2 separate regions of the Homo sapiens genome follow, and region 1 is linked to region 2. The links are chromatin contacts, found by Hi-C or POLR2A ChIA-PET in ENCODE. All regions are on one chromosome and are shown on one strand. Each heading gives the region's core, a stretch centred on a gene start or an enhancer-like site at or near the end of the contact. The rest is flanking DNA. Distances are from core to core; before and after follow the strand shown.

The links. A loop is a pair of places that touch in the nucleus more often than their neighbours do. ChIA-PET counts read pairs that join two places held with the same protein, here RNA polymerase II (POLR2A). Pooled maps may share reads with other maps.
Region 1: a pooled map shows a loop between it and region 2 (6-fold over the local background). The contact joins two enhancer-like sites. A Hi-C loop is called at or near these places in 6 of 37 single-sample maps with no recorded cell type and 8 of 50 pooled maps. POLR2A ChIA-PET finds 5 or more read pairs at or near these places in 8 of 52 experiments (A673, HEK293, K562 and 5 more).

The regions. Positions count from the first base shown.
Region 1 is chr3:48,150,213-48,153,923 of GRCh38, forward strand. No RefSeq gene overlaps it. Among named protein-coding and RNA genes, the nearest start is that of CDC25A, 36 kb to the right of the region's middle. Within about 2 kb of position 1,364, at least 21 of the 41 ENCODE cell types and tissues checked have a DNase peak (open chromatin) inside an H3K27ac peak, as active enhancers do.
Region 2 is chr3:48,110,259-48,113,960 of GRCh38, forward strand. No RefSeq gene overlaps it. Among named protein-coding and RNA genes, the nearest start is that of CDC25A, 76 kb to the right of the region's middle. RefSeq lists enhancers at 3,135-3,636, 3,637-3,702. Within about 2 kb of position 2,378, at least 4 of the 41 ENCODE cell types and tissues checked have a DNase peak (open chromatin) inside an H3K27ac peak, as active enhancers do.

The DNA of each region.
Region 1 (3,711 bases), core at 114-2,613, 39 kb after region 2:
AGACTCAAGCAATCCTCTCACCTCAGCCTCTGGAGTAACTGGGACTACAGGCACACACCACCACACCTGGCTAATTTTTTGTATTTTTTTGTAGAGACAGGTTTTCGCCATGTTGCCTAGGCTGGTCTTGAACTCCTGAGCTCAAGCGATCCATTCACCTAGGCCTCCCAAAGTGCCGGGATTACAGGTGTGAGCCACTGCACCCAGCCGGACAATTATATTATTTATGTTTACAAGAATGAATCAGAGGGCAGATGCATTGGCTCATTCCTATAATCTCGGCACTTTGGGAGGCTGAGGTGGGAGGATCACTTGAGGCCAGGAGATTGAGACCTGTCTGGGCAACATAGGGAGATCTTTGTCTCTACAAAAAAAATTTTAAAAAAACATTAGCTGGGTGTGATGGTGTGCATCTATAGTCCCAGCTACTCAGAGCGAAACCCTATTCCCCATCCCCAACCCTCCTAAAAAGAATAAGTCTGTGGAAGGCTGGGAGCAGTGGCTCATGCCTGTAATCCCAGCACTTTGGGAGGCTGAGGCAGGCGGATCACCTGAGGTCAGGAGTTTGAGACCAGCCTGGACAACATGGTGAAACCCCTGTCTCTACGAAAAATACAAAAATTAGCCAGGAGTGGTGGCAGGTGCCTATAATCCCAGCTACTCAGGAGGCTGAGGCAGGAGCATCGCTTGAACCTGGGAGGCGGAGGTTGTGGTGAGCCGAGATCCTGCTACTGCACTCCAGCCTGGGCAACAAGAGTGAGACTCTGTCTCCAAAAAAGAAAAAAGAGTTCTGTGGAAAAAGAAAGGCATTCCCTGCAGGTGTCAGCAAAGGTAAGGAGGTCCCAAAGAACAGGAATAGTGAGGAGTCCTTGGGGGAGGATGGGGAGGTTGCCCAAGCTCATCCTTTATACTTGAGACCTCTGGTCCAGAGAAGTGAAGTGTTCTGCTCAGTGTCACACCACTGGTCAGGGGCAGACCGGAATCAGAAAGTAGGCCTTATTTCTTCATCAGAGTCTAGGAAGCCGCCAGGGGAAAGAGGCTGTGCTTTAGAAGGTTAAGGCCTATGATCCACCCTGCGTCACCCAAAGTAAACTAGGAAGGAAGTGTAAATAAACCCCACAAAGATCGGACATTTTTCCATGATGACCACATTGATGCATTTATTAAAAATACAAAATGCTAATAATCCAAACCAGCCCTCTTCCCTTTTTTCCCCTTTGGGAGCCCTTGCACTGTGGTGCATGAAACACATGCTTGAACTAGGCCATTGGGAACTGCGGCTTGGACAAGGAACAGCCACAGCTTTTCCTGTACTCAGAGCAGGCAAAGTGCCATTAAATGCAGCTGGAAGCCAGGGCAGGGGAAGGGGTGGGAAGCTCCTGGAGAGCCCCCAGCTCCTCCCAGTTACTGACTGGCTCTGGAGGAGAGGAGCTAGAAGGCCGAGATACCTGAGGAGACAAACCTGGGGCACCACTGCCACCTGATGTCTTCCTATGGCCATTGCAGTGGTCACAGCCCCAAGCCCCGTGGCAGCCTGGCAGCAGAGTGAAACAAGAGGGCAAAGAAAGCCTATCGGTGGAAGTTTTTATTTACCCTTGACGGTGGGTACTCCCAGACAGTGGGTATGTCTGAAATACTTCATATTGAAGAAAGACATCCATATTGAAAAACTAAACAGAAAACATAAATGGAAAATGAATCAACATATACAAAGTAGCCACAGTATGGAGGTGCGGATTTGACTTTGCCTGCGGAAGAGCTGTCCTGCTCTGGCCAGCACTGGAAGGGACTCTGCCTCCTCTGTTCTGGGAGCGTGCAAGCAGGAACTCTGGACTGGGCTTTGCACAACTTCCAGGAGTCATTGCTTAGAAATCAGAATGACCAAGATCTTAAGGTCTTAGAATCATCTAGGTAATCCACCCCCATCCCAGCTGCCAGGTCACAGTCACACAGAGGCTGAGCACGCCCAATGCCATGCCCAATGCCACCCAGTCTTCCCCTGCTGCTGTTTCTGCCTCGCCTCCCTGTCCTTCCCCTACCCTACCCTAGCGTGGGCAGGCTTTGTGTCCCAAGGTCACCAGTGACATATGTCCCACCACAGGCAGCCGAGCTTAACCCTATCACTGAGACCTCCTTGTGGCTGCTCCCTACCCCTCCCTGCCTGGCTTCCTGGCATCCTGCCTCTAACCTCTCTCTCTGCTTCCCTGTCTTCTACATTGGTAGAACTGCCACTTGGATACGTGTGACAACTTGCTGTCACCAGCCTGGATATTTCTCTGGAGCACTCCTCACATTCAACACTTGACCACTCAGGCATCGGGACAGTCACTGCCCAGATCCCCCCGTCCACATAGGAGCTCAGCATGACAGCCCCTCTTTTTTATTTAATTTACTTATTTCAATTTTTATTTTTATAGAGAAGACGTCTTTCTATGTTGCCCAGGCTGGTCTCAAACTCGTGGCCTCAAGTGATCCACCCACGCTGGCCTCCCAAAGTGCTGGGATTACAGGCATGAGCCACTGCACCCGGCCCAGCCCCCTTTTAAAATGTTTTCTTTTGAAATAATTTAAAGCTTACAGAAAAGTTGCAAGAATAGTACAAAGAATTCCCTTATGCCCTTTGCCAAGAGTCATACATTTTAACGTTTTCAAATTTTGCTGCATTTGCTTTCTTCCCTTTGACTCTGTCTACTTCTCTCTCTTACACACACACACACACACACACTTAACCTGTAATATTTCAGTGTATTATTTCCTTAGAACAAGGATGTTCTCATACATAACTGCAGTATAATTATCAAATTCAGGAAACTTAACACTGAGTTACTAATTTTACCTGGTGGGTCACAGTAGCTCATGCCTGTAATCCCAGCACTTTGGGAGGCCGAGGTGGGTGGATCACGAGGTCAGGAGTTCGAGACCAGCCTGACCAAGATGGTGAAACCCCCATCTCTACTAAAAATTTAAAAATTAGCTGGGTGTGGTGGCGGGTACCTGTAGTCCCAGCTACTCAGGGGGCTGAGGGAGGAGAATGGCTTGAGCACAGGAGGCGGAGGTTGCAGTGAGCCAAGATCGTGCCACTGCAGTCCAGCCTGGCCAACAGAGCGAGTCTGTGTCTCAAAATAATAATAATAATAATAATTTTACCTAATTAAAGTTCATATTTCAATGTAGTCAAATGTTCCAAAAATGTCCTTTATAGTACTCTTTTTCGGTTTGGTCCAGGATCCCATCCAAGATCACACATTTCATTTAGTTGTCATGTCTCTTGAGTCTCCTTTAATCTGGAACGGTTCCTGGGCCTCTCTTTGGTCATGTATGACACTGATATTTATAAAATATGCAGGCCAGTAATTTTATAAATTTCAACTTAGGCTTTTTCAATATTTCCTTTCCTTGTGTATTTCTTTTTTTTTGAGACAGAGTTTCACTCTTGTTGCCCAGGCTGGAGTGCAACGGCGCATTCTCAGTTCACTGCAACCTCCGCCTCCCAGGTTCAAGCAATTCTCCTGCCTCAGCCTCCCAAGTAGCTGGGATTACAGGTATGCACCACCACACCCAGCTAATTTTTTGTATTTAGTAGAGACGGGGTTTCACAATGTTGGTCAGGCTAGTCTTGAACTCCTGACCTCAGGTGATCCACTTGCCTCGGCCTCCCAAAGTGTTGGGATTACAGGCATGAGCCACCGTGCCTGGCCATGTATTTCTTGA
Region 2 (3,702 bases), core at 1,128-3,627:
CAGGAGTTCGAGACCAGTCTGGCCAAGATGGTGAAACCCTGTCTCTACTAAAAATACAAAAATTAGCTGGGCATGACTGCAGCTGCCTATAATCCCAGCTACTTGGAAAACTGAGGCACGAGAATTACTTGAACCCAGGAGGTGGAGGTTGCAGTGAGCTGAGATTGTGCCACTGCACTCCAGCCTGGAATAGAGCGAGACTCAGTCTCAAAAAAAAAAAAAGATTATAATACTATATTTTTACTGTACCTTTTCTATGTTTAGATATGTTTAGATACATAAATATTTACCAGGTGTTACAATTGCCTATAGTATTCAGTGCAGTAACACGCTGTACAGGTTTGTGGTGTAGGAGCAACAGGCTACATCCTGTACCCTGGGTATTCTAGGTATTTAGTAGGCTGTATCATCTAGGTATGTGTAAGTACACTCTATGGTGTTCGCACAATGATGAAATCACTTAGTGATGCATTTCTTAGAACACATCCCTCTTGTTAAGCTAAGTAAAACTGTATTTGGTCTTTATCCCACTTTTCTGGCATACAACTCCTAAAATTATTGGAATTCAGAGTGGTATCTTTTGTACACTATTAAGTTGCCTGGTGGCTGGCAGCCCCTAGGTAGCTTCAGGATGGGGGCTAGTAACAGCGAAGACCAAGGCAGATTAGAGGGTTGTAACTTTTCAGCACCACTCCCCAACCTCCTGGGAGAGGAGAGAGGCTGACAGTTAAGTCGATCACCAATGGTTAATTATTTAATCAACCATGCCTATGTAATGAAGTCTCCATTAAAAATCCAAATGAGGCCAGGCACAGTGGCTCACACCTGTAATCCTAGCGCTTTGAGAGGCAGAGATGGGCAGATCACTAGAGCCCAGACATTCAAGACCAGCCTGGGCAACATGACGAGACCATCTCTCTACAAAAAAAATAAATACAAAAAAAATTAGGCTGGGTGCAGTGGCTCACGCCTGTAATCCCAACACTTTGGGAGGCCAAGGAGGGTAGATCACCTGAGGTCAGGAGTTCGAGACCAGCCTGGTCAACATGGTGAAACCCCATCTCTACTGAAAATATGAAAAATAGCCAGGCGTGGTGGTGCATGCCTATAATCCCAGCTATTCAGGATACTAAACCTTCAACATATGGGATCTGACTCTATCTCTGGGTAGATAGTGCCAGAATTAAACTGAATTGGAGGACATATAGCTGGTGTCCACAGCTGAAGGACTACTTGCTTGGTGTGGGGGGAAAAACTCCCGTACACTGGTCACAGAAGTATTGTTGACTGCTGAGTAAGAGAATAGGAAAAATCACTTGGTTGTTTTTTTTTGTTCCTCCACCTATAATGTCATGTTTGGTGTCAGAAGTGGGATTTACTACACCAGCCCTGCTCATGGAAACATGTAGTTTGGGAAGAAAAAGGATAAAGGGTGGGAGGTGAGGAACTTTTGATTCCTGGGTGGCCGTGTGGTCCCCCATGGTACGAAGTATCAGCTGTGCTACAATCAGTTACAAAAGGTAAAAGTTACCAATAAAATTTAGAGATGGATCCAACTCCCAGGGAGTAGGTTTACCAAATGGATAAAGAAATGCAAACTAGGCTGGGTGCAGTGACTCACGCCTGTAATCCCAGCACTTTGGGAGGCCGAGGCGGGAGAATCACTTGAGGTCAGGATTTCCTCAACACCAGCCTGGGTGACATGGTGAAACCCTGTCTCTAATAAAAATACAAAAATTAGGTCGGGCACGATGGCTCATGCCTGTAATCCCAGCACTTTGGGAGGCTTCAGCAGGCAGATCACCTGAGGCCAGGAGTTTGAGACTAGCCTGACCAACATGGAGAAACCCCAACCCTACTAAAAATACAAAGTTAGCCAGGCGTAGTGGCATGCGCCTGTAATCCCAGGTACTCAGGAGGCTGAGGCAGGAGAATCGCTTGAACCCAGGAGGTGGAGGTTGCGGTGAGCCGAGATTGCACCATTGCACTCCAGCCTGGGCAACAAGAGCAAAACTCTGTCTCAAAACAATGACAACAACAACAACAAAAATACAAAAATTAGCTGGGCATGGTGGTGCGGGCCTGTAGTCCCAGCTACTTGGGAGGCTAAGGTGGGAGGATCACTTAAGCCTGGGAGGTGGAGATTGAAGTGAGCCTAGATTGCACCACTGCACTCCAGCCTGGGTGACAGAATGAGACCATGTCTCAAAACAACAAAAAAGAAATGCAAACTAATAAGAAAAAAACACAAAATTTCAATTCCTTGTTTACTGTTATATATAATAGCTAAAAATGAAAGTAAAAGGGAGTTCTGGGTCAATCTTGATGCTAGACTAAGTTTAGCTTTCAGTTAGTCTGAGCTTTGGCCACAAGCCACAAAGCCTCCCCCAGAAGGGAAAAATTATAGAGAGACAACAGAAAGTACCTCTAAGACCTGTGGTTACCAAAAAGGCAGTCAATGCGGGGAAGCAGCAAAACCAAGATACTGTGAAAACTAGAGGGATAGTATGAAGGAAGCGTTTCATTTTGCAGATTGGTATCATCAGGCTCCTGAGGAGGCTTTACTAAAATGGATTTTGAGAGCAACAAATTTAGGAGCAGTATCTTTGGTTTGAAGTGCTGCAGAGTGAAAGAGCATGTTTGGGTTGATACAGGACCCACAGCTCACTATGGAACAATCACAGATAGCTCTACGACACACAGACACATAGGAGGTTATTCCCAAGGGAACAGCCAGCCTGATGGACTGGATAAAAGCCATGGTAAGGTCTGTTTACCCTGCAAAGGGGGACTGCCTGGCTCCACCTACAAATGCCAAATAGAACACTCAGATGAAGCAGCTGATATACTTCATATGCAAGCCATATGGGACTGGCTTTAGGATAAATGACATATTCACTCACTTAATATTGCCAAGAACCCTTTAATGGGAACCCCAGCCCCCTAAAATAACTATATTGCTGCAAAAGGGAAAGACAATTCGGGAAGCCTTATCAAATGTACTGTCTCAGATTCCCCTCACGAGTCTTTCAGATGCTAATAAAAACACTACGTTAGCCATTGTTTCGGACAAAGCTCCTGCACTAGGCCCCAAAAGACCAGACTAAAAACTAAAATGGGCCGGGCAAGGTGGCTAACGTCTGTAATCCCATCACTTTGGGAGGCTGAGGCTGGCGGATCACCTGAGGTTAGCCGGGCATGGTGGCGGACACCTGTAGTCCCAGCTACTCGGGAAGCTGAGACAGGAGAATTGCTTGAACCCGGGAGGTGGAGGTTGCAGTGAGCCGACACTGCGCCACTGCACTCCATCCTGGGCAACAAAAGTGAGACTCTGTCTCAAAAAAAAAAAAAAGGAAAAAACTAAAATAGAATTACTCATGCTAAAATTATATGTTAAGAAACCAAGCTGTTTACCTGACCTTCTGAGAAATCAGAAGAATGAGAGATAATAGCCAAATTCCAAAACAGGCCAGTTTTATGTAACATGATGATGAAGTTCCCTCTGTGTGTGTTTTTTGTTTTTTTTTTTTTTTAGACAGAGCCTCGCTCTGTTGCCCAGGCTGGAGTGCAGTGGCGCGATCTCAGCTCACTGGAACCCCTTCCTCCCAAATTCAAGCTATTCTCGTGCCTCAGCCTCCTGAGTAGCTGGGGCTACAGGCACGTGCCACCATGCCCAGCTAATTTTTTGTATTTTTAGTAAAG